Linked DNA regions of Homo sapiens: region 2 is linked to region 1. Evidence: chromatin loops called from intact Hi-C (ENCODE). Cell type or tissue: chondrocyte. All regions are shown on one strand.

The links. A loop is a pair of places that touch in the nucleus more often than their neighbours do. Peaks named below come from ENCODE experiments on the same cell type or tissue, not always from the same donor. Only the 100,000 strongest peaks of a DNase experiment are listed, where the experiment ranks them.
Region 2: it touches region 1 in a loop (2.9-fold over the local background); 6 of 110 quality-filtered maps call a loop at or near these places.

The regions. Positions count from the first base shown.
Region 1 is chr9:15,210,265-15,212,764 of GRCh38, forward strand. It overlaps TTC39B (tetratricopeptide repeat domain 39B), which reads right to left. Exons shown (of 20, transcript NM_152574.3): 5 at 1,002-1,133. Among named protein-coding and RNA genes, the nearest start is that of TTC39B, 96 kb to the right of the region's middle. In chondrocyte, CTCF peaks have their summits at 1,383 (motif pointing right) and 1,650; no DNase peak of the experiment used is centred here.
Region 2 is chr9:15,484,625-15,487,124 of GRCh38, forward strand. It overlaps PSIP1 (PC4 and SRSF1 interacting protein 1), which reads right to left. Exons shown (of 16, transcript NM_033222.5): 5 at 2,203-2,307; 6 at 1,382-1,444. Among named protein-coding and RNA genes, the nearest start is that of PSIP1, 25 kb to the right of the region's middle. In chondrocyte, CTCF peaks have their summits at 1,410 (motif pointing left) and 1,619; no DNase peak of the experiment used is centred here.

The DNA of each region.
Region 1 (2,500 bases):
AGTCAAAAAGCTGAAACTCTAAACCCTGAAGTCTATAGGACACAGATCATCCTTTTCCAACACTCTACATGCAGCACTGGCTAGCCATTTGTGGGAACTCAGTCTGTGCTACTGAACACCACGTGGGGAAACCCACACACACCAATGAAAACTAACCTCCAAAGTACCTTCCCTTATCCCTATAACTAAAATCAGTATTTGTGGTAAAATTCTCCACAGGTTAAAAATGAAGTTAAAGTGCAATATTTGGAAGCTCTCTTCATTTGAGGAGCTTACAACACAATTACATCAGGATGTAATTTCACCCATGTTAACCTTCTGATCATGAACCTTCTGCCCTAGTCCTATGGGGGGCACATCAAGCAATTGACAGCAACAGGGGTCATTTCCTCCCATCCATCTGATCAGGGTGCTGCAGCCAGCCATTCCTGGATTCTTGAATATTCCTAAATGTCCACAAACCAAGCATCTTCCATACTGTGAAACACCTATCATTTTTTAAAAGATATCAAAATAACTTACCCCTTGAAAAAAATTTTGATAGGGTCTTCCTATACACACAAAGTAAAGCTTAAAATAAAACTAAAAATCTATCTCATTTTCACCAAACAAAAGTGTTCAAAAACAGGTCCTTCTTAAACAAATAAAACATTCCCTCATGAATTTGCATCTCCCACTTAAAACAAGAATGTTCCTTGTGTGGCTTGGTTTGGCATGCAGTACCTAATGTCATCTACATTGAGAGATGCTTGCTGCTAATCCCACTGAAATCCCCCCGAAATCCCCCCCAGATCTCTGTAGCTCAGACCCCAGGCTATCAAAAAGAAAAGTGGAATATGTAGATGCCAAATGGGAATCCTTCAGCTTCGAGGCTGAATTTCTTTTCTGTAACTGTGGCCAATTTCAAACACAGAGCTTTTGGTCAGGCAAATGACATTATTTTTGTCACACAGGCATAAAAGTTTGCAGTCACATCTTAAGTATTTAATGACTCGTCATACTTTTGGCAGGTTTGTAAAGCGTCCTTCATGGCAGAAATGCCGTTCTGGATGTCCTGTTGCTCGAAGGTCAGGACAGCCTGCAACACCACAATGGTACTGTAGCCCAAGGCATGGTACATACTCTCCTTAGCCCTGGGAAGAACACAGGGAATTCAGACATTTTAATTCAATGGAAATACTGATCATAAGAAATCCTAGTAAATGCATGTCCTGACTTGCACAGTAACCTTTATTCCTTCACCATAATCACTGAAATTATATGGGTGGTGAAAAGTAACCTCTTAAAAACTCAAGTACCAAGGACTTTCCAATGTAAACCCACACAGGCAGAACAAAATGTTCCAGGTTGAAGGGGACAATATGCATTTCCCTATTTCAACACAAGAGGGCAGCCTGCAGGCAGATTGCAAGCAAACTGTTTTCTGTTGAAAAAGGGGCAGCACACGGCCTTTGGCTCTGAAATAAGTGCTAAAATAAAGGCCGCTGGAAATGTATTTTTTGACAGAGAGATTCTGATATATTTTTTCAAAAATAAAGGCTTATATAAAATAATCCCTCTCCTCGCCAGCCAAAGGCCAAGAGCAAACAAGATTTTGGAATAAGTTAGGCTGGTCACAAGAGCCATGACCAAAGTAGTTGTCAGACCTTGTATCTAGTCTAATCCCATTATCTGAAGTTCCTGATTAAAGTTCTTGATATTTCAAATCATCAAGTTACAGTGAGAACTGCTTCAGGATTCTTAAGGATGTTAACTAGAACTAGTCCTAATAGATGGCAGACATCCAGATTCTCGGGCTATGAGAACATCATTTATTTTCTCAAAACTTCTTAAGCTGTATTAATTATTTATAAGGTTTAAAATGGTAATGCATGGTTTTGTTTTTAATTTAAATATTAATGCATAACAGCCTGCTGCCATGCAAAACAAATGCAAGCCACATTATTCTTTGCCTCCATGGAAATAGTCTAAACATCCTTTGGTAATTTGCAGCTTGTCCTGAACATTGAGGGCACTATCTGTTCAAAAGAACCACAAGGAATCAGAGCAGCCCAAAGTTAATCATTAATTGTGGTTTCAAACCTCACATTTTTAACTGAAAGCTCTTTCAAGAAGCAAAAAAAAAAAAAAAAATGATTCAAGTGAGGGAAAAGTATTTTTATTTATTTAATTTTTTTTGAGACAGAGCTTCGCTCTTGTTGCCCAGGCTGAAGTACAATGGCACAATCTCGGCTCACCACAACCTCCGCCTCCCGGGTTCAAGTGATTCTCCTGCCTCGGCTTCCCGAGTAGCTGGGATTACAGGCATGCACCACCATGCCTGGCTAATTTTTTGTATTTTTAGTAGAGACAGGGTTTCTCCCTGTTGGTCAGGCTGGTCTCGAACTCCCGACCTCAGGTGATCCATCTGCCTCGGCCTCCCAAAGTGCTGGGATTACAGGCGTGAGCCATTTAAACACTGAAACATGTACAAAAATCGGAGACTAACCTGACTGAACAC
Region 2 (2,500 bases), 270 kb after region 1:
GCTGAGGCAGGAGAATCACGTGAACCTGGGAGGTGAAGGTTGCAGTGAGCCGAGATGGCGCCACTGCACTTCAGCTGGGGCAACAGTGTGAGAATCCGTCTCAAAACAAAAACAAAAACAAAACAAAAAAATACAAAAATTAGCTGGGCATGGTGGTGCATGCCTGTAATCCCAGCTACTTGGGAGGCCGAGGCAAGAGAATTGTTTGAATTCGGGAGGTGGAGGTTGCAGTGAGCCAAGATCGCACCACTTCACACCAACCTGGATGACAGAGCGAGATCCGTCTCAAAAAAAAAAAAAAAAAAAAAAATTAGCCGGGTATGGTGGCACACTTCTACAGTCCCAGCTATTAGGGAGGGTAAGATGGGAAAATCCCTTGAGCCCACAAGTTTCAGGTTGCAGTGAGGCATGATTGTGCCACTGCACTACTCTAGCCTATGTGACAGCATGAGACCCCATCTCTTAAAAAAATTTTTTAAAAGGAGGTATCTAAAATTTAAAATAATTCAATCATTTCCCATCACTTCTGTAAGTTCCAAGGTCTTTAGGACAACATCAGGTTTTTTTGGTACCCATTTCCCTCAGACTTTATGGTGTGTTAATAATGAAATACAATACTCAAGATGCTTGAGTAGGAATTTCCTCTATGTGAAATGGCTTCATGTGTCCTTCCCTGCTCCTTCATCCGCCTGACAAAATTCTGCCTGTATTTTAAAATCTTGTTATCACACCACTTCCAACCCATACTGCACAACAAATAAGCCACTGTAATTATTTATTTTCATAGTTTACCTCCTCATGAGATACTGAACTTTTGGTTTTCTTTGCATCTTTGGTATATGATAATAATTTGAGACATAAATAGGTCAGAAAAGGGTGTGAACAAAACTTCGTATATGGAAGGAAAATTTCATATTAATTAAAAGCCTACTATGTACCTAACCTTGCACTGTCACTCACACTCATTTCTCACAACGTGAAGTAACAACAACAACAACATAATGGACAACACTTATATAACACTTACTAGTGTTTAGGTATCAGGATTTAGCATAAACATTTCACATATGTTAAATCATTTAATCCTCCACAACCTTGGAGTATATATTTCTACCCAATTTAGAGAAAACTGAGGCACAGTCATTAAAATGAATGAAAACTGGTGTATTTTATTTCCTTTACCACTCAAGTTACTTTAAGGGTGCTATATCACTAAGAAAGAAACACAGATAGTTTTGCCAAGTAAAACATAACCCATAAAAAATTAAAGGGTTTAGAATAAAAGCTGAAATTTAAGGTTTCATTGTATCTACTCTCCCTCAACCCAATTAAAATAAAAATTCTTTTCAGATCCCCATGGTTGGTAAGTCAGTGAAATTACCTTTCTCTTTCTCCCCCTTCTGGCAGCTTTTGGAGTAGTTATGTCAACTGCTTTAGTCACATCCTAAAAAAGAAAAAAGAAAACTGAATACTGAATAAATTATTCCAGGAATGAAAGAAACCTTGTTAAACTAAAAGTTACAAGCACGTTTAACTGAAAGCATTGGGGAAATCTGTTTTGCTCTGTAGAGTTCTGAAATTAAAAACATTGTGTCTCAACATTATAAAGTGAGAAAAATGCATTTCCACTGTCAGATCAAATGTAAGTCATGGTTGCTGGTACACCAGGAAGTCTGTCTATTTAAATTTATAAAACTACTTTTTCTACACTAGAATTCTGAATTATAGGGGTGGATAAATTTGAATTGTGAATTTTAAAGGGTGGCTGGGACATTGAAGATCATCTAACAACCATTTCATTAGGCCTGGAAGGGCTAAATGAGTCATCTTTACACACAGATCATATACAGTTGGACATCAACCTAGGTTTTAAAAAATTTAGTCTAATGCTGTTTCCAGTACATCCATCCTACAACACTTCTCTTTAAAAAAAATCCTTAACACTACCGCACCCTACAGTTGGACTTCATGTTTTACATATAAAAATAACTTCAAATAATAACAGGTATGCATCTTAAAGATGCATAAGTTGTTTGACAATACTGTATTTAATATTTACACAAGGAAATAAGCCTTAAATATTTTCTAATTCACTTTTGAAGTACTTTAAAAATTACTTACTAATTAATCATGGCCAACTCATTTCATTATTTCTTCCTTGAAACAAAATGGGTTTAAAATGTTAGGAGAAATAGAACATACCTCATTGCTGGCTTTTTCTTCATGGTCGGTATCTTCCTTTGAAACACTAGTTTCCTTTTCTTCAACTTCAACATCAGATGATGCATTTGATTGTTTAGTTGCTGCCTGTGAGCAATCAACTCTATTAATTTCAAAAAATAAGTTTTTATCCCAATAATATATACAATTCTTTATTTTTATTTTTTTTTTAGAGACAGGGTCTCACTCTATCACCCAGGCTGGAGGCAGTGGCGCAATTATGGTTCACTGAAGCCTCAATTCCTGGGCTCAAGGCATCCTCCCTCCTCAGCCTGAGCCC